Linked DNA regions of Homo sapiens: region 2 is linked to region 1. Evidence: chromatin loops called from intact Hi-C (ENCODE). Cell type or tissue: thyroid gland. All regions are shown on one strand. Each heading gives the region's core, and the rest is flanking DNA. Links, peaks and the distances in the headings are about the cores only. Region 1 overlaps CACNA1G (calcium voltage-gated channel subunit alpha1 G). Region 2 holds the start of WFIKKN2 (WAP, follistatin/kazal, immunoglobulin, kunitz and netrin domain containing 2).

Evidence for each region. Peaks named below come from ENCODE experiments on the same cell type or tissue, not always from the same donor. Only the 100,000 strongest peaks of a DNase experiment are listed, where the experiment ranks them.
Region 2: it touches region 1 in a loop (3-fold over the local background); 8 of 110 quality-filtered maps call a loop at or near these places.

What each region holds. Positions count from the first base shown.
Region 1 is chr17:50,619,258-50,629,328 of GRCh38, reverse strand. It overlaps CACNA1G (calcium voltage-gated channel subunit alpha1 G), which reads right to left. Exons shown (of 38, transcript NM_018896.5): 34 at 9,503-9,646; 35 at 7,535-7,669; 36 at 5,254-5,422; 37 at 4,800-4,969; 38 at 1,855-3,312. The coding sequence ends at 2,578. LOC101927253 (a long non-coding RNA gene) reads left to right here. Exons shown (of 2, transcript XR_243718.2): 2 at 1,989-2,299. Among named protein-coding and RNA genes, the nearest start is that of ABCC3, 11 kb to the left of the region's middle. RefSeq lists an enhancer at 3,008-3,780. In thyroid gland, for the core only: a CTCF peak has its summit at 3,020 (motif pointing right); DNase peaks (open chromatin) are centred at 937, 1,212, 3,018 and 3,647; H3K27ac peaks cover 2,670 bases.
Region 2 is chr17:50,828,822-50,839,798 of GRCh38, reverse strand. WFIKKN2 (WAP, follistatin/kazal, immunoglobulin, kunitz and netrin domain containing 2) reads right to left here and starts at 4,213. Exons shown (of 2, transcript NM_175575.6): 1 at 3,652-4,213; 2 at 1-300. The coding sequence starts at 3,861. RefSeq lists enhancers at 6,501-7,021, 7,022-7,542, 7,702-8,572, 8,573-9,444 and a silencer at 10,845-10,954. In thyroid gland, for the core only: no CTCF peak of the experiment used is centred there; DNase peaks (open chromatin) are centred at 4,208 and 4,768; H3K4me3 peaks cover 948 bases; H3K27ac peaks cover 415 bases.

The sequences.
Region 1 (10,071 bases), core at 1-8,000:
TCCCTGCAGATCTCTACAGAGCAACCCAAAAGCATAGTAAGTTCACCCCAAATTCCTTGGTCCCTACTGGGAAGAGGAGGCCAGGGGAAGAGGAACGCACAAAGAACCAGGCATGCTAAGACTCAACCTAAGCAACTCTCCAGTACTCTAGTGCTGCTGGGCTGGTGGTCGGGAGCGGGGAGAGGGGGTGCTGGAAGAGTGGGGAGGGGTAGGAGTCCAGCTCTCTGGCTTCACCTTGACCCAGAATCTTCTAACCACTAGGAGAATGAAAGATCCCAGAACCCCCTCCCCATACCCTCCAACGTCATTAGGGAATAGACAGCTATAGAATTCTACAAAAATATAAAAGCTTAGTCTGCAGATCCAGGTGACAGAACTCTAGGAATTTTGTACAGCTTTGCTTTTTTTATCTTAAATGGCAGCTCCTACAAGCACTCCCTCTCCCCACCCAAGGAGGCCAGAGGAAAAAGTTTGACATTATTGCACACCCTAAAAGGATAAAACCAGGCTTTGGCTTCAAGGAGCGGTATGAGTTCTGTCCAAAAGAGCAATGAGAAAAGCTCTCACCCAGCTTAGAAAACAATGCTGGACAACGCCTCCAGGTCCACTCGCCCGGCAGCCTGGTGCCCCCAGCTCCCAGTTGACCGGATCAGACGGTTTGTGAGCGAGCGTTGCCACTGAGGTTTCAAAAACCCAATCCAATCCTGGGGTTTGAAGGCCCTGGGGGCGAGGGGAGGGGGCTGTTCAAGGGAGTGGGATTGGGACAGATGTTTGGGAGGTGGCTAGGTGACAGGCTGGCTGGACCCATGGTCACCACCTCTTGGCACCAAGATTTCAGACAAGAGAATATTGTCTGCAGTAGCACCAGACAGGTGGCCTGGGCCACGCCACTCCCCCTCTTCCTGTCTGCCTGCCCCTGGCCACCTTCACACCTCCCTCCTCCACTGGCTCCCGCTAGGCAGGCAGCAGCAGCAGTGCATGTAAACATCTTGAGCGCTCGCTCATCACCGCCCAGGGGGCCAGCTCCCCACTCAGCACCTGGCCTCTGACCCTACCACCTCCACCAGGAGGTTGCCTCTGGACGCCCAGCCCTGGACTCTCATCCTCAGGAAGCACAGCCCACTCCGTTGACACGGTTTAATTCCATTGCGGGCAGGTGGACGAGGTCCCCATCGGACAGTGCCTGTAATGCCAGTCAGCTAAGCCCGCCCCCAAGGCAGGAGGCTGAAGTCCAGACAGCTCAGGTCACGCATCCAGCCAGAAGTGTGGCAAATCCGTGCTGAAGCTTCAGGAAGGAAAACCCAGAAACACTTCCCCCCTCCCCCACCAACCCACAGATCCAGATCTGCAGCCTCTGAGGCAACCTCCCCCAGCCTCAGTCGGCCCCATTAACCAAAACAGCTTCATTATGCCAATTTCCAGCTTTCAATGTGCGGCTGATAGCTGTCAGCAGAAATAAGAGTTAATCTGGAATTACTCCCATTCACTGAGCTGCCTAGCTAGAGGAAGCTGTAAAGCTTTGATAGCAGCAGAAGAGACCCTGCCTCCCCAGCCTGCACCAGGCGGAGGGGCTCCTCCTCTCCTTCACGGCTGGGGAGGGCAGGCTAGAGGTGCAGCCTTCCACAGCAAGGGGTTCAGGTTCTCTCACTCTCAGACACACACACTCTCACACTCATATACACACACGCACTCATATACACAAACACATACACACTCATACACACACAAAGAGGCAGCCCTGAAGCTTCCCTCCCCGCCGCCCACTCCCCATCTCCAGGATCTCTCTCTCATCAATGCCATCTGGACGTGCCTAACTCTCCATCCCTTTTGCTTTTACTCTGGACCGTGATTAGCTTTTTATTTAGGAAAATTACTTTATTTTATATATATATAGATAGATAGATAGATATGTATGTATGTATATATAAAAAGGTTCCATTTCACTTGTAAAATCTCATTTTTTCTTTTTCTTTTTTTTTTCCCTACAGAAAATGATGACGAGGTTAAAGGAAAAAATAAGTTACATTACAGTTTCCAAAATGGTTCTCGCTCTCCGCTGAAGATGGGCCACCGTTGGGGCTGCAATGTGCTCGCGGTCCCAGCTTGTGCTTTGCAAGAAGAGGGAATATAACTAGACTGTTATTTTAGGTTAAAATAGCCAAGAGACAGACGCCTTCGCCTCAAAAATATTCTGAGACACATAAAAGTAGAAGGAAACAAGTCTCTTCAGTCACAAAATGTCGTACATCCCGCATATACTAGATTCAATTAATTTAATAAAATAGAATATACATAGAGATTCTGCACAAACGTATTGCTTTCTCCCAACAGCTTCTGGTGTCGGGAACCTCAGCTGCACCGGGCCTCTCCTTCTGCCTGGAGCCAGAGTTGCCGGGGCTGCTGCTTTTAACTCTCTTTGGAAGTTCTGCTTGCAGGTACCCAGAGCCACTGAGGCAGGGAGGAGCGCCTCCGCCTCCTTGGTGTCTATATGGAACTTTTGTCAGGAATATAGCCCAGGAGGAGGAGCTAGGACTTGGCACCCAGTGGAGAAAGGTGAGTGGGAAAGTGGGGCAGGACTCAGGGGTCCAGGTCTGCTGGGTCAGAGGATAAACCGGAGAGACTCAGCACATCTTTCTTTGGGGAGGGCGAGGCAGCCATGCTGTCAGGGGGGCCAGAGGCCAAGGGATCCTTGGAGTCGCTGGACGGAGCCCTCCTCCGGAGGCAGATACCAGGGCTGGGCGGGGTCCGAGGACCTTGGCTCTCGGGGGGGTCTATGGTGATACTAGGCGGGCTGAGTTTTTTCTTGGGCCGGCTCCCAGGCCCCCCAAGAGGCTGGCCCCCAAGGTTAGAGGGGTCTGTGCCCAGGTGGGGTTGGGAGCCGCTGTCCAGGCAGCTGACGGCGATAGAGTGTCTCCTCTGCTCATCCAGCCAGGACGTAGGCCGGCGCTGGCAGCTCTGGGCCTCCACGCTGTAGCACTTCTTCAGGTCCCGTGGGGATGGGGGCTCCTCCTGGCCGCCAGGGGGCAGGAGGTCTCCTGAAATCCAGCTCAGCTCCGTGTCCAACTCTAAGCTGCTTCTGGTCTCTGGAGGGCCCTTGCCCCAGTTGGGTTCTGGGCCTGGGCAAGGGGCTGGCGGGGTCATGTGCTTGGAGATCTTGCTGTGGCTGCGGGAGTGCTGCTGTGCCTGGGTACTTGACTGGCCCCAGAAAGAGTAGGCCCGGGCCAGGGGCGGGGAGGGCCCACTCACCTCTGCCAGCAGGTCTTCCCGGCTGCCCAGACCCTGAACGTCCAAGGAGTCAGTCCTTATTGCTGCCTATATGGGGTGGGGGAGGGCTCAGCCCAGCAGTCTCCTCTCCAGCATGGACTAGCCCTCCTGTCAAGCTGGCTGTGCCCCCTGCCCACCACCACCAGGCACAGCAGGACTATCCTAAGCAGAGGTCCTGGTAGCCGCTCTTACTAGTAGATAGGGGTCATTGCAGCCTGACCTCTGTTGTCCACCATGCCTCCTCTCTCCCCACTAAACCCTGTCTTCCCTCCCCCATGCTCTGGTCTCCCCTAAGCCTGCAAGAATCGCTCTCTCTGCAGCCCCTGCCTCCTGGGATATGAGAGAAGCCAGGCCATCTCTGCTCACTGAGCTGGCTCCTTCACGCCTCCCCGCCTCTGCCTAGACTTCCCCTTTGGCTCTGAATACCCTTCCTGATTGGCAAGAATCCCTCGATTTTACGGACTCAGGTTCTCTGTGACACAGTGTGTGACAGTCTCTGTCCCCAAGTAAAACCGACCCCTTCCCCTTCTGTGTCCCTGCTGCCCTCCACACATAGGTGTCTGGCAGCTGTGAGCTGAGGCTGCAATGATCTGATGGCAGGCATGTCTCCACTATTAGACTGTGAGCTTCAGGGGGCAGGGGCTGTGTCGCCAGTGCCTGGCACACAGAGGCTGCTTAGTGACTATTTGCAGAATGAATAAGGACTGTGCCTGCTCCCCCAAGCATGTGGGATTGAGATTCTCATGTGTCCACGCTCATGCCTCAGGACACACACATGGCATGGGCTGTGGCCTTATCACAGGTGGGCTCTGGGGCCGGGCGCGGTGGCTCACGCCTGTAATCCCGGCACTTTGGGTGGCCGAGGCGGCCAGATCATCTGAGGTTGGGAGCTCGAGCTCAGCCTGACCAACATGGAGAAACCCCATCTCTACTAAAAATACAAAATTATCCAGGCATGGTGGCGCATGTCTGTAATCCCAGCTACTCGGGAGGCTGATGCAGGAGAATCACTTGAACCCAGGAGGCGGAGGTTGCGGGGAGCCAAGATTGTGCCATTGCACTCCAGCCTGGGCAACAAGAGCGAAACTCAAAAAAAAAAAAAAAAAAAAGAATCTGGGCTCTGGAAGGTGGGCCCTAGGCTTGGCCAAAAGTGAAGACACTTAAAACCTGCCTTGTGCCCCATAGCTCAGTCCAAAGTGGGGAGAAGAATTGGGAGGCAGCTCTGGTTGGTGAGGAAGGAAAGACCAGAGACTGGGGTTCTACCTCCGACCAGATAGGCATGACCCTGGGCAAGCACTACCCCTTCTGGTCTCCAGGCCTCCTCAGTGGAACAAGGAACTGGGTGCAAATTTCAAGAAGGCACAGACCACTTCTGCTTTGCCCAGTACTGTGTCCCTGGTATCTGCAACTGAGCCTGGCACATCACTGGCACACAATAAATATTTGCTGGAAGAATGAAAGTGTCAACACAGGTCATCACCAGCAGCAGAGGGTCCAGCCCCCAGGCCTGTGCCTGCCTTTCCACATCTGCTCACCTGGCGCCTGAGTGGCCTCTGAGCCAAAGGGGAGCGTCCTGGTGGGGGCAGTTTGGGGATGGTGCCCCAGGTTGGGGCGCTGTGGGGCTGGAGCAGATGAGGTGCATCTTTGGGAAGCTGCAGGATGTAGCTGGTATCTGCTGGCTGGGAGTGAACGGACAAGACGGAGCCTGTGGAGGGAGGGAAGCGGGGGAGGGGTGGGGGGAGAGAATGGAGCTGGAGGGTTCAGGGGAGCAGGTTCTCACCTGAGCCCTCCCTTCCACTCTCTCCCCCTCATCAGGGCCTCTACCCTTACCCCCTGGACTCAAAGCCATTCCCCCAGGCTGGAGGCTCCCCTGAGGTCAGAGATACCTCTTTGGCTGCCTCAGTTCCCCATCCCCTCAGATCAGGACTGGCTTAGGCCAGGATGGAATCTCCCTGTGTGAGCCAAATTGGCCTGCTCTAGCCCTGGTACCTGACTGAGCTTTGGGGAGCCCCCAGCCCCTGTGTCCCAGGGGCCCCTCGGCAGTGCTCCCATGCCGACACATGTAGCTGTCATTGGGCAGAGAGTGCGTTCGGCTGACCCCAGACTTCCGCACAGTCAGTAAGTCTGGTCCTGGCAGCTCCGTGGGGTGGGGCTGCATCTGCAAAAGGAACAGGGGAGGGAGGTGGAGGAAGAGGGTGTGCGTGGGTTTGGTAACTGAGGCAGCGCTGACAACAGAAAGCAGCAGCGCCCCCCGCCCAGCCCTCACCCCCGTGCCCTCCCAGGACAAGGTAGAGATGGGCATGAGCATGGCTGGGGAGAGGGGCAGACACATGGATGAGCCCTCCACACGCGGGGAGGAAGCAGGTAGGAGGGGGTCTGGGCAGCCGGGAGAGTCTGCAGGCCCTGCCCCCCACCCCCTGCAAAACTGCACACATTGTATCACCTTTAAGCTCCCACTGTGGTGGTGGAGGGGCGGGGAGGTATCCAGAGAAGGGAGAGCAGCCCCCAGCCCCCAGCCCTGCAGGTGGCTCACAAGCTGATTCTAAAGGCCCCATTTAGAGGCTCTGAAGGGAGTCCCGGTGTCCACAGGGATGGGCTGGGGCCCTGACCCAGAGCAGCTCAGGGGAGGATTAAAAGCTAACAGCAGGCCAGGCACAGTGGCTGGTGGCTCATGCCTGTAATCCCAGCACTTTGGGAGGCCAAGGTGGGCAGATCGCTTGAGCTCAGGAGTTTGAGACCAGCCTGGGCAACATGGCAAAACCCCATTTCTAAAAAAAAAAAAAAAAAAAAAAAAAAAAAAATTAGCTGGATATGGTGGCGTGGCACCTGTAATCCCAGCTACTCCAGAGGCTGAGGTGGGAGGATTGCTTGAGCCGGGGGGGTCAAAGCTATAGTGAGCTGGGATCATATCACTGCACTCCAGCCTAGGCAACAGAGTGAGACCCTGTCTCAAAAAAAAAAAAAAAAAAAAAAGCCAACAGCAGCCCCTACGACCCTGTGCTGTCAGTGGGGGAGGTGAGGGGGAGAGGACCCTCCCAAGGAGCAGGGACCAGGCAGCTCAGGAGAGCTTGCAGGTTGCAGGCTGTTCATCCAGTTCTTACAGCAGCCCCAGGTCCCAGCACAGGGCCTGGGTTGGGTTCAGGTGAGTTGAATGGCAGATGACCACCAGAGGCATGTCACAGCTGGCTCCCTGACCTCCACTTTAACCAATAACTCTGGCAGGTGAGGGTGGAGGCCAAATTCAGCTGCTCCCTTAGTGGACAGACTCGGGGTGGGAGTGGGGTTGTTGCTCTGTTTCAGAGAAGGGAGGTACTCAGCCTTGGACTCCAGCATGAGGGAGCCTAGTTTGTTCTCAAGAGGTTTCTCCATCACTCTGTGACCCCCTTCCCCCTGAACCCTTCACCCCTTGTTCCCAGGGAGGCTGTAGGGGCCCTGTCGCCATGCAGGCCCAGCCAGTTAAATAGCCCCAGCAGGCCTGAGGATGGCTAAGTTGGAGGACAATCTTATTTTGCTTCCCCTCTCAGCCCCAGGCTCCACTACTGCCAGCCACCCAAGACCCCTAGGGACACCCCAGCCGGTGGTCCAGTCCCTGCCTCAGCTGGGCCCTCCTCTGACAACAGGAGGGGAACAGTGGAGAGGAGGGGGCTGCTCACAGTCAGAAGGGACGGGAGCTGGAGAAGGGAAAGGGTAGGGAAGCTATCAGAGCACAGAGAAGCCCCATTCACCCCACTGAGTTTGGTGAAGACGCAGGGACACACGGGGACAGTGACGGAGGAGACAGGAACAGCGCTCCAAGTGAAGAAGGGCATGGCAGCGGTGGCAGAGATGCGGCTCTCACCCACCACGTGGTGTGAAGGTCTCATGTTGTTGGGGGGTGGGGTGGGGTGGGGAGGAGGGGAACAGGCACAGGGAGGGCTGGCTTGCACAGGGCTCCAAATTCATAGATTGACTCTGATGACACCTGTTTTGGGCCGTGTCACTCCTGGGTGTCTGGATTCACTTTTTCATAATGGCTGCCGCTGCTCCTATACCCTTCAGGGCAAGGCCCCAATTTAAACTTATCTAATCTCTTTGTCCCCAGTGGGGAACCTGAAGACCTTGTGCCAGCAAAGCGTGGGCCACCGAGGTCCTGACAGTTGATGCCTCTGGGTGGAGCCTGGCAGCAAACTGAGAGGAGGCGGCCCCAGGACCCTCCCTGGGCCGATCTGGAGCCCTGCAGCCAGTCCAGCCCCGGGGGTGGCCGGGAGCAGTGAGGGCAGTGTGTATGTACATTGCTCTCCAGGGCACTAAGTAAGAGTGTGTGCATGTCATCAGGCAAAGAGTCATCCGTCAGAGCTAGAGAGCAGGACGGTTCAGACACAATCTCTGACGTCAGAGACAGAGCCTCCATCTCAGCTAGAGGGATCTAGACAGGGAGAGAGATGATCAGGCATGAGAAACCAGGACAGCGCACACGCGCGTGCACACGCACACACGCGCTCTCTCTCAGTCCCCACTTCCCCCTTTTCACGAAGCACAGGGGGGCGGGAAAAAGGCATCCCTTCTCTCTCCCCACCCTTTCCCCAAACAAGCTGACAGTGCCTCCCCGCACCCACTTCAACCCCCTGCTCTGATCAGAGAGGCTGCGGCAGGCACTGAAGAGCCAGAGCAAACACTGACAAAGCGAGGAGACACAGAAACGCATTCTAAAGATACCCCAGGAGCCTCCCCAGCCCCTCCCACACTACCACCACCCAGGGAGGGAGCGGGAGGACCGAGGGCTTGCGACTCTCAAAAAGATGATACCAAAAAAAAAAAAAATGAAGAAAGGCCAGCAAAGCACTGTCTCTCCTCCCGGCACAGACAGAGCGGCACGGGGGGCGCCGGCGACAATGCCACCAATCTGACGGCTGTTTTCTGCCTATTCTCTCGGCTTCCAACAGCCTGGCAGGACTTGGCCTGCCCCCAGATTCTGGCTTCTCCCCTCGTGGGCCCTCCTCCGCCTGCCTGCAGCCCGCCCGCCCTCTCCAACTTGGGCTCTGGGAGATGTTCTCCCGTTAGCCTGAAGTGGGCGCACTCGGGTGGGCTGCCACACCATCTGGCTGGCTCACCTGGGACCCAGGGGGTTGCCTCAGTGCCCACAGGATGCTAGGGGACAGTTGGACCGTCCCTCCCAGAACCCCATCACCTTCCCATCGTGTCCTCTTCTCCCACAACCTTTCCCTGTGAGCCTCTTTCAGGAAGGGGAGGCCTCGGAAAGGGACTCACTTTCCCACTGATCATTCTAGGTCATTGCCAGATCTGAGACTGAATCCCAACAAGAGGCAAGGTCCCTTCCCACATGAGGATCACTGTCCATTTTTCTGGGATCAGGCTAAAGGCTTCCTAAGAACCTGCCTGCCCCACCACCCAAAAGGGCCTCTGGAGGACTCGGCTTTTCTATCTGCAGCTGACACCTGTCTCCACTCCGGGTCTGCAGCCTCTCACCTAGGTGGAGGGAGGGTGGGGCCCTCTCTCACGTGGTAGTGGGTCGTGGTGAGGGGATCAAGGGGAGGGGAGGAGGGCAGGAACAGCCCAGAAAGCAGAAGACCTGGAATTAAATGGGACTGGGGGAGAGGGCCATGTGGCGCTGTGGGAAGGGGCTGGGCTTGGGCAGGAAGCCAAGTCCTATTTCACACCAAGTTCTCAAAATCCACTCCCAGCTGGAGCCTTCTATCTCTCTCAGGACAGAAATCAGTGGCTCCTGACAGCACTCACCATGCCCAGTGGGCTCCATGGCTTAAAAAGCCACCAAACTGAGGACTGGCAAGTGTGTGCTGGACACGAGCAGATAGAGAGACTGCAGCTTGGCAGCGGGCTCCCTGGCCACCTACACTGTCTCTGGAGGCCTTCCTCCCTGGATCTGATACCTCCTTCCCTCCACCCCCTAAGGTCCCCCTGCTAACTTATCTTCTGCCCCATCCCCTCTTTTCTCTTCCAGATTCTTACAAATCCCCTCTCCCCTCCCCAAGCTCCTCCTCCACACACCCTTCTCATCAGAGGGGCAATCTCAGCAGCCCTGCCTTCCAGCTCTTTTCTGGAGGTGATCTCAGTCTAGAAGAACCCCTGACTGCCTCTTGCACTCAACTGAGGCTCCAAGGCTGCACTTTCTACAGATACCCAGTGGGCAGGAACACTCCCAGCTTCCCCAGAAGCATGGCACAGCGTGGCACAGCCCAGCACGGTCAGGGGAGAGGGCACAGCACAGGGGCACAGTAACCTGTGGGTCGGAGCCTCCCAGGCTGGGGGCAGAAGGGAAGGCAGAGGGCTGGCCCCCTGGGCCTGCCAGCTCGTCCATCAGCTTCAGCTCCCACTCCAGGGAGCCCTGGATCAGCAGGGATATGGTGTCAAACAGCTGCCTGTCCTGGGGAGCCAGCCCGTAAGGGGAGCCGGAGAGGCAGGGGAGCAGGGGTCAGAGGGCAGTGATGGGAAGTGTCGTGGAAGGGGATTGACAAGAGAAACAGAGGAGAAAGAGGTGACACCCAGACAACACACATGCACATGTGCACACACACAAAAACACACACAGCAACAAAGAGAAAAAGAGGAGGGGGTGGGGAAGAGGGAAGGCGAAGGAGGAAGGAGAGATGGGAGATGGAAAATGAGCAGAGCCCACGGCGGGGGGAGAGAGAGAGAGCGGTAAAGAGAAGATAAAAGGATGGAGAGATGGAAGAGAATCAGGCAGGTTAAAGGGTGGGTAGGAAAGAGATTTGGCAGTTGGGCAAGGGTAAGAAAGAAACAGGAAGGAAACAGAAAACTTAGCCTTGAACCTATGAGTCAGGAAGGGGA
Region 2 (10,977 bases), core at 1-8,000, 210 kb before region 1:
CAGTGTGATGCCTTTGGAGCAGGCCTCGGCATCCATGTAGCAGCGGTTATAGTAGGTGAGGCCGTCCGAGGCGCAGGTAAAGCTGGGCTCCTTCTCACAGCGGTCTTTGCACTTACACACGGGCTGGCCATCCCAGATGTCACACTCAGAGCCCTGCTGCAGACACATGAAGTGGTCACATGTGGCCTCCTTGGGCATGCCCACTGGGCCCTTCTTCCCTTTCACGTCCATGTAGCGGGCCGCCACGCAGCTCTTGGTCCCACATACGTTGGGGCAGCACTTCTCATAGGTCTCACACTCCTGAAAGAGCCAGAGAGAGTGGCCTGAACAGGGAGAAGGAGGAAAGGAGGGGCTCCCTATCCTACCCCATGGTTTGTGGGGAGGAGAACTAACATGTACTCACCATCTAGTGGGAGCAAAACACTTGAAAATAATAACGAATGCATACGTAGCATCTCCTACATGCTAGGCCCCTGTGTAAGAACTTTGACATCTGTGAGCTTGCTATGCTCATCACAAGCCAGAGGTGGGTATAGCCATTATCTCCACTCCACAGATGATGACTGAGGCACAGAGAGGCTAAGTAACTTTCCCAAGGTCACTCAGCTAGCAGGGTAGGAAGGGGTGGGCCAAAGACTCTAAGAGGAAAAGTTTTCCTACAACCATTTTACAGATGAGACTGCAGAGACTCAGAGAGGTGATGCCCAAGTTCACAGAGACGGGAAGTGGCAGAACAAGGCTCCAAGCTCCCAGTGGAAGGGATTGAGAAATGGAGTTTTTTCTCCTGCATCATATAGCACAAATGAGGTCTAGCTTGAACAAGTAGGCCTGCCTTTCATCTCTTTCCTATGGGAGTGAGGATGCCTTGCTGACTGGAAGAGATCGCATCAGAGGTTAAGAGGGGAATGCCCCTGGGACTTTATCCGAGATGATCCACACCTCTCCTCCCCTCAAGGAGACCGACACACACGGGGAACAGAGGCTGTGAGAGGGCCCAGATCGATCCACAGCCAACAGTCAGGGCAGGCGTGACGGGCCCCACACGCCAGGTCTCAGAGCCACAGGCTGTGCCAGGCCCAGGTATCAGCTCCGTGTGGGACCTTTCACGGGAAAAGCAACAAGAAAAAAAGTCCCCTTGTGTGGCAAAGGTCAGCAAGGCCGTCAGCGAGGACTTGCCAGGCTGTAATCCCCTCTGATATTCTGTGGAGCCACGTAAAGCATTAGTTTAATTCCTCGAAATTAGCAACATGCTCCTGGAGCTGACACAAACAAGGATTTCACGTGGTGTTTTCGACAATAACACATCGTACCCACTTGGCAGGCAGGCAACGCTCCTAATCCTCCACCAGGTAGTAACTCTGTGAATTACTCCCCACTAGGGCTGGCCTCTTGTCATTCCAACTTTTATTTCAGCCTCTTTGACATTCCACATCAGCTAAGAGGGGGAAAATATCCCCCCACCCTGGCTGCATGGAGCCTGCCTGCTTGACTTGTTTACTGTTCTACCCGTTTCGGCTCAGAATGGGGACTTTGTTTTGCAGCCCTTGTTTGGCATAGTCTTCTAGGCCACACCAGGGGAGGCTTTGGGACAGGGATGGGCAGCTCTCAGAGCTGGGTCTAAGGGAGAGAGACCCCGCAGGGAATGGAGAGCAGGAGAGGGAGTAGGAGCAGGAGAACCTTCTCCTTGGCCTGAGCCTCATCCCATTCCCTAAGACATTCAGGACCTGGAGGTCCATGAAAGCCTGGGTCCTTGGGCACCAGAGGGAAGGTACTTCTGGCCACAGGGAACCTACAGGGGGTCCTTAGAACACTTCTGTGTAAGGGGGCCAGAATGTCCCCAAGGGCTGTCTGGATACCCAGCCTTCCACAGGTGCCTTCTCTCCAAGACACACAAAATCCACCAGAGTCTCACCATCCCCAAGCCCTACCTGGTTAATCAGGCCAGCCTGTGCCTGCAAATGTAGCCAACTAATGGCATGACCTTGGCCAGATGGGAGCAGCCACCACTCCTCCTGACTTCTTATCTTCCTTTCACTTGGCACCACCATTGCCCAAGGGGAGCATCTGTCCTGGGAGGCCTAAGAATTGTCCCTGGGCACTGTGAGGTTGAGGCCACCCTCTCCAGGTCAGCCCTCTGCTCTCCTGTGGGTAACCAGGCATCTATGGGGGAACCAGTGTCTCTCGTGTTCCCTGGGGATGCCCCAGCCTGGATCTGGAGCCTTGGGAGACTCCGTGCTGCCCTCAGAGCTGGCCAGACTGGGCAGGAAATAGCTCTGCCTGGAGCAGGTGTAGGTCCCACAGCCTGTTGCCCCAGAGGGGGTGGGCAGGAATGGCCCTCGGGAATGACTCGGGAGCTAGAAGAGAACTGGCCCTGCCCTGCAGCAGTGCCCTCTGATACAGAGCAGAAGGCAGGACCAAGGACGCTGGGAGGCTGAAACGTGGTCTCCTTCCTCCCAGGGACACCAGAGATCCATTCAGAGCTGCTCCTGCTTGGCCTGCCGTCAGCCTGGTCTTCTCTCAGGCTCAGGGTCCAAACTCCTGAGGAGGTGGCCTGGAGTCCAATGCAATCAAAGCTTTCTTGTTAGACATGAGTTCCAAGCTCATCGTTCCCTCACTGGCCATGACAACTGTGCCCTCCGTGCCTGGCTCTGTGTCCACTCTCTCACCTGTGAATGGGCTGCTGATGCCCACCATGCTGACATGTCATGCCAACATACACGACGTGCCCGGCACGGTGCTGGCCACAGTAGCCCTCAGCACGCATGAAGGAGGAATCCTCGGGCTCCAGTCCCTGATGAACTGGGACATCGCTCCCACCTCTCCTTCCAGGCTTCGGTGTTAATAGACAGGATGGTGCCCTGTTTCTCTCCAGGTGAACGGGGCCTGTGTTCCTTCACCTTCCTAGGACCTGCAGGGCACTCCTGCATGGTCCCCACCCTGTGGCTCCCACCCCCATCACTCACAGGCTCATATGGTCCATCTCTGGCTTCTGGACCCCACTCACCTGGTCCGCCTCACACTCCAGCTTCTGGATCCCACTCACCTGGTCCATCTCACACTGTGGCTTCTGGACCCCACTCACCTGGTCCACCTCATACTCCCACTTCTAGATCCCACTCACCTGGTCCGCCTCACACTCCAGCTTCTGGATCCCACTCACCTGGTCCATCTCACACTGTGGCTTCTGGACCCCACTCACCTGGTCCACCTCATACTCCCACTTCTAGATCCCACTCACCTGGTCCGCCTCACACTCCAGCTTCTGGATCCCACTCACCTGGTCCATCTCACACTGTGGCTTCTGGACCCCACTCACCTGGTCCGCCTCACACACCGGCTTCTGGACCCCACTCACCTGGTCAACCTCACACTCCCACTTCTAGATACCACTCACCTGGTCCATCTCACATTGCGGCTTCTGGACCCCATTCACCTGGTCTGCCTCACACTGTGGCTTCTGGATCCCACTCACCTGGTCCATCTCACACTCCTGCTTCCGGACACCACTCACCTGGTCCGCCTCACACTGTGGCTTCTGGACCCCACTCACGTTGTCCTCCTCACACTCCCACACAGTCCCTCCCCGACGGCTCCCACCCCCGTCACTCACAGGCTCACGTGGTCCATCTCTGGTCTCTGGACCCCACTCACCTGGTCCGTCTCACACTCCCGCCTGCAGGTGCTCTGTGCGTCCACCCAGAGGTTGGGATTCATGTCGTTGGGGCAGATGCCGGCGTGGGAATAGCGGATGGGCGGCAGCGCCAGGCTTCGCGGGGGCACCCCGAGCAGTAGCAGCAGCAGCAGCAGCGCTGCCACCTGCTCCCAGCGAGACCAGAACCGGCGACACCTTGGGGCCCACATGGTGCAGGCTGGGGCGGCTAGAGACCTCCCCTGAAACGATGCCAGGGTCTGGGGCCCACCAGGGCCTTCTTCTCAGGGGCTGCAGACACCTGCCCTCCCCACCCCAGCAGGTTTCCTGCTCAGGCTGCTGCTCAGGCTGCTCTGCCGCTGCTGCCTCCACCAAGTCAGCACAGCCTGCCGGGCTGTGCGGCTTCAGATAAAAGAAAGGTCTTTAGAAGGAAGCTCCCTCTCCTGAGTGTGCAGGGAGAGGAGCCACAGCAGGGGCCCGCGCCCGGATTTATATCCTGGGCGCGCCACCCGAGTGGGAGCCAGCTAACCTGATGCCTGTCACAGGCAGGCTGCTGGCGCCTCTGTCCCGTGGCTGATCACAGACTTATTGCAGAAGGGGGGAAAAAAAAAAAAAGAAGCTGGAAGCAGTTTAGGCAGCGTATCTGGCACGGTGGGACACCTGCTTGTTTTTGACTCCAGGAGGCCTTTAACCCCTTCAAGGGCCAGAAATGGCATGTGCTTTGCGGGGAGCTGGCTCCAGGACACGCAAGCTCACTCTGAAGGAGGGCTTGTTTCCCTTTCCCCCACCTCCTTGGGGCCGGGCCCCCTCCTCCCCTTTGGCCACCTCTAAAGAACACACAATCGCTTGTTACGAGGAGGGACCTGCAGCCACCGGGTTAGCATCGCCCGGCTTGATAGTACATTTGAGAGCAAATGACGTGGAAAAACAACAAGTTCACGGCCATTCCAGGGCGGGCCTGCGCCGCGCTGTGCCCTGTAAGCCGACTCCCACCCCGGCCCCGGCCCTTTGTGGGGGGTGTGCGCACGGACAGCTCTGTATCTCTGTGTCCAGGGCAGTTTGCGTCTTAAGTTCCAACTTCAGTTAATTTTCCCCAAATCATTCCAGAGACACATACCAGATATGCTCTGGCCCCGCCGGCGGCTGGGACGGATCACATTCCTCCCTCTTCCATCGACACACCGAGAAAACCTCCGCGGTCACAGTGTCTCAGGATTGTGCCGGAGTCCAGCTGCCCTCGCTGACGACCACAGTGGCTGCTCTTCAGTGAGCTCCTTCTGACTGCCAGCCTTGTCTGGCCTCCCCCACTTCCCAAAGGAGAAGGTCTGTGGTCGAAGAGGGCGAGCGACTTGTCCAAGGTCGCACAGAGTGAGCAGTCCTGGTGGTACCAGCTGCCAGATGCACTGGGCTCTTCACACGTGTGGCTTCTCTGAACGCATCATCTCATTTAATCCTCACAACAAACTGCACCTCCATTTCAGATCGGAGGAAAGGACGCACAGAGAGGCTAAGCAACCTGCCCATGTCGCACAGCTACCCCACCACGGTACAGGAAACAGGGACACCAGCTTGCTGGGTGTGGGCAGGGGCCTTTTAAAATCACCCCTCCCCCATCCATCTGCCAGAACTGCTGTCAAGGCACAGCCCAAACTCTGGTTTTCACAGACTGGACAAGAAATTTTTGAAACATCAGGGGCTATATTTGTGGAGGGGCCGGGAAGAGAGCCAGAAGCTGCCAGGGGCTGGGGGCGATTCCTCCCCCATTTGGCAGCAAATGGCTTCTATCTAAAATGCCACAGAGCAGCCTGCAGTCTGAGTGTTTTCGAGTTGGTCACTCGATCCTGGGGGTAGGGGGCGGAGGCACATAGAGCCCCGAAAGAGAGGTACCTTTCCAAGGCCAAACCACAAGGGCCTTGAGGAGCTGCTGTGTCCCGGGGACAGTAGGTGGAGTGGCCCCCACACGCATCAGATACGGAAGGGATCCTGAAGGTAATCTCGCTTTACAGCTAAGGAAACTGAGGCCTGAGCCCAGGCCGCTCCTTCCCCACGTCCACTTTCCCCTTCAAGAACACAGCTCGCCATCTCACAGGACTGTAAAACGGCCACGGGACCCTCGCTTCCACACCCAGACCCTTCCCCTTCCCAGCCGGGCGGGTGCTGCCTTCTCCCCGCCTGAGCTGGTCCCTTCCCGTTGTGCGGCCATTCTGCAGGATCTGTCTTTTCTGCTTATGTCAAATCGCTAATGAAGGGTGTCAGATCCTAATCCTCTAAATTATTGGAATAAACTTCCCTTCGAGGCCAGTCCCCGTAATGAAGCCAGACAGCGGGCGACGCCGGCTGCTTTGAATTCCCCGTAATTTCATCAGCCCGTGTTCCAGCTGCTCCGCGCGGGGGCCTTCACACAGCCCTTGGACAAACGCGGTTTGCGCAGCCTCCTTTGATAGCACAAAGGGACATGGACAGTGACACATTTATAAGCAGGACTTAGAAAAACTGTCACAGCCCCATTAGGCCAGGACAAGTATCCAAGGAGAGGAGGCCGATTTCTGGGCAGTCCCAAGAGACCATTAGAGGGTGTGGGAGAGATGAGAGGGGGTCGGAGGAGGGGAGGCACCGAGCAGAGGTTGGGGGGTGCTGAGGAGGGCAGGAGAGGGGCACACGGCAGGGCAGGGGAAGCTTGGCCATCCTACCCCCACTCCTGGGGCTGATGGAGAAAGCCCCCACACCCAACCTGGTCCTGTCTCAAGCCACGGACTTCTCCTTCCCGGGCCCCATTCCTGGACGTTCTACTCTGAGAACTCTCAAAGCAGCATCGGGAAAGAGAGGAGCCCAAAGCACTCTGACTCTCCCTCCAGCCCTTCCAAGTCTCCCACCAAAACACAGCTCAGAATAATAAATAACATCTGATCGGCCTGGAGCCCACACAGTGTTTTCACCTGCACGTTGCTGCTGACCCCACGGCAGCCCCAGGAGGGAGCTCCCTAGCGCGGGAGAGGAAACCGAGTCACAGAGAGGTTAGGCTGGGCCCTCCTCCTGCCCACCCCGGGCCTATGGCCTCCACACACCCCGTGCAAGCTTCCAGCCCCTCCAGAAAGCGACCCCCAGCCCATGCTGGCTGCCCCGCCCACTGGCTTGTTTATAAGCTGTTTGGGAGCGCTTTGAAGTCTTCTCCTCCCTCCCAGAGGCCCTTGGAACTGGCTCTGGATCTGCCTCCTTCTCTCTCTCCTCTTGGTGTGTCTGTGTGTCTGACTCTGTGTCCCTCACACTCTTCCCTGTGGGTGGTGTGGGCCCTACCCTCACCAAACCCACGGTACTGAAGGTGGGCCCAGCGGGAGCGGCTCAGTGGCACATGCCCACTGTCCACCGGGCCTCCTCCACTCAGGCCACTGGGAGCAGAGGCTGGGCTGGGTCTCCTGAGCAGAGGCCTGGCCTCGGGCGTGATCTGCCTTTTCCCCTTTCCCCAAGGACACCAGGCACAGCTCTCCTGCTACTCAGAATGAGAGGTCAGAGAGGGCTGGGCTTGGCCCCATCTTGGAAGGGCCCCTCCATCCCCCACCATTGTCACAGGGTGGAGAACCATGGATTCTTCACACTGCCAGGGTGGGTTCAAATCTGCTCTAGGAGCCGTGGGAGGAGGTCACCAGGTCACTCTCAGTGACCCTTGACCTCAGGTTCACCCTGACATTAACAACTCCTGAGCCGCTAGGGTCTTGACGGGACAGCACAGCTGATACCATTTCCCAAGTCAGCCAGCCCCCAGCAGCCGCGATGGGGAGGTACAGAGGTGCCACAAGAGTATCTTGGGTGCCACGTGGCTTATGCACACCCCACACCCACACTCCTACCTCACACTGCACCTGCTCCCTCTATTTCTCTCCACAAAGGTTTTTTAGAGCACCTACGGTGTGCCAAGTTCTGGGCACATCGGAACCAATAACTGGCCAGGCATGGTGGCTCATGCCTGTAATCCTAACTCTTTGGGAGGCCAAGGTGAGCAGATCACCTGAGGTCAGGAGTTTGAGATCAGCTTGGCCAGCATGGTGAAACCCCATCTCTACTAAAAATAAAAATAAAAAAAAATAGCTGCACATGGTGGCGTGAGCCCGTAGTCCCTGCTACTTGGGAGACTGAGACAGAAGAATTGCTTGAACCCAGGAAGCGGAGGCTGCAGTGAGCCAAGATCACGCCACTGTACTCCAGCCTGAGTGGCAAAGCGAGACTCCATCTCAAAAAAAAAAAAAAAAGAAAATAACAACAATCTTTGTCCACAGGGAGGGTACCGTCTAGTCTAGAAAGCCAGCATGCAGAGATAAGAATGGTGAATGCTGGTGGGGAGTCCTCTCAGGGCTGGGGAACAGAGAGGAGGGAGAGACCTGGGGCTGGCTCTCGCACGACCATGACATTGGGTGGGGCCCAAGCCTGGGCAGAATCTCAAAGGAGGGAAGGCATTTCCTACACCTCTCCTTGGAAAGGCCTGGCCCACACCACAGTCTCCTCGGCCAAGGCCCTCCCTCCGCGGGGCCCAGGCCTCCGGAAAGGGGAGGTGATAGGGACGTCAGCAGGTTTAGGAGATGGGGTGGGGGTGGGAGCTGCAGGTCTTGCAGGCGCGGCACAGGGTGGCCCCAGCAAAGTACACCCCAGCGGCCCATTCTGGTCTACCCTGCTTGGGCCCCAGATCTGAGCCAGCCACATTTTCTCCCAAATGGATGGGGGGAAACCAGCCCCCCAGGAGCCCCTCCCGCTCTGATCTTGGTCATTTAAACATGTTTGGGGAGGAGGGGCAGGAATTGGGGTGCTGAGAAGGAAAGGAAGTCCTAGCCAGGGTGCTCAGATGGCAGCCCAGGTTGCCTTGGCTAAAGGCAGTGATTAGTCAGACTCAAGCCGGAGAATTCAATAAAGCCAGCGGCTCATTACCCAGCTGGGACCCCCTGCCCGCGCGGCCTCGGGCCTGGGTTGCATTACAGGACCGCGTGAACTCTCCCCTCTGAGTGAGGCTGCACCGGGCCTTGGAATAATTATGGGGCCTCAGCAGATGGTGGAGACGGATGGGGGAGGCCTTCAGCTGTGAGACACGTGATCCATCTGCATCTGTGTGGAACAGGACACGGGAGGGTCCTCACTGAGCAGAGAGGTAAAGCAAGGGCAGTCCTGAATCCACATCTGAGAATTATGGGGTTGTCAGGGGTGGGGCATGGCCCAGTGTCCCGGGCCAGCTAGGCCTCCTTGGAGACCCTTGCCTGGCCCGGGGGGGTCTACAGGTGCAGTGAGCCCCTGGAATCTGGAGTCCTGGAGTCTCTGTGTCAGGAACCCAGAAGAGGAGGCACCTCTGGGACAGCACAATTCTGGGCTCCTTTGGCATTCAAATGTCTTCCTAGAAGATTTGGAGCCTGTCTCGGGCTCCTCACCCACTCGGGAAGCTACATGGTCTTGGTTTGAGCACTGTGCAAGGAGTCAGGAGCCCTGGGCTCTCTTCCTGCTTTGCCATCATCTCACTGTGGGACCCCCTCTATTTCCCCATCTGAGGCCCCTTCCAGCTGCCTCTTCTGTGATCCCATGTCCTGACTCCTCCAGCTTTGCCTTGATGGAATCAGCTTCAAAAAGCCCTGTGGAGCTCTCAGCCAAGACAAACACCAGAGTGCAGAAGCCACAAGGCTGTGGGGCTGCGGGGCTGGGGCCAGCTCCACCACCCTGCTCTGCTGGGACACAGCGAGGGCGGGTTTCCACTCTTCCCAGGCCTGTAGGAATACCACAAACAGAGGCATGGCCTCTATCCCCCTCGGGTCTCCCCCACCCTAAAAGTTTCCACAGCTACTCTACTCTTCACACTCTGGAGCTCCTGCCTTCCTTCTTTCTCCCTTTGAATGACAGGGAAATGAGAAGGTGTGAGACTCTTGGGCCTCTCTGCTTCCCTGCCTGCTGCTGAGCAAAGAAGGACAACATCTCTAAAGCTAATTGCACCCCTCACACTCATTCCAACAATACAAAATATCCAATGAAGGCTGGGTGCAGTGGCTCACACCTATAATCCCAGCACTTTGGGAGGCCAAGGCGGGCAGGTCACCAGAGGTCAGGAGTTCGAGACCAGCCTGGCCAACATGGTAAAACCCCGTCCCTACTAAAATTACAAAAATTAGCTGGGCGTGGTGGCGCGTGCCTGTAATCCCAGCTACTTGGGAGGCTGAGGCATGAGAATCACTTGAACCCGGGAGGAGAAGGTCATGGTGAGCCGAGGTCACGCCATCATGCTCCAGCCTAGGTGACAGAGCGAGACCCTGACTCAAAAATAAAAATGAAAAATAAAAACAAAATGTCCAATGGCTGTGTGGGGGTGAGCTGGAGTAGGGATGAGAAACAGGTTTCTTTCTGACTGATCATGATTCCAAGACTTGTGGCTTAAAGACAGCTTCCCCACGCCTTCAAGAGCAGGCCAAAGCATTGTTCTGGACTGCCGTGACCTTCTGCCTCCATTTACTTCCCTGGTCTTACCATCTGTCCCTTTCACTCTCAAACTCTGGAGGCTGCCATATCGCGCTTTCAGACCTTTAAGAGCTCCTCACAGTACTCCCCCTTCCACCTCACACAGACATTGTCCTCTGTCCTAAACACTCTCTCACCCCTGGCCTGCTCTGTCTTCTCCCAGCCCACTGCTTCCTGACCGATTTCAGAAACAACTTCTTTCAGGAGGCCTTCCTGACTTTAAATGACAAAGCAAAACAAAACAAAAGCCGCAACTGGGTTGTAAAATACGGGTAAAGTTTAAATGTTCAATGTAGTGGGTTGAGTGGTGCTCCCCCCAGCCCCCCACCCCTGCCAAATATATCCATGTTCTAACCCACAGAGACAGTGACCGTGACCTTGGGAAAAGGGTCTTTGCAGATGAGATTTGGGAAAAGGGTCTTTGCAGATGAAATTAAGGATCTTGAGATGAGATCATGCTGGATTACCGAGGAGGGCCCTAAATCCAATGACGGGTATCCTTATAAAAGGCAGAGACAGAATCGAGACACAGAAGACGGGAAAGTCTTGTGCAGATAGAAGCAGAGATTAGAGCGATGCACCCACAAGCCCAGGAACACCTGAGCCCCCAGAAACTGGAAGAGGAAAAGGACTCTCCCCTAAAGCCTCTGGAGGGAGCGTGGCCCTGCCAACACTGTGGTTTCATACCTCCAGCCTCCAGAACTGTCAGATAATAAATGTGTGCTGTTTTAAGCCACCAAGTTCCTGGTCATTTGTTTAGCAGCCCCAGGAAATGAACACACCTGCCTAAAATTCTCCAATGGCCTCTCCTGGTCATAATTAAATGCCACAACTACCCTGAGCTGCCCCTT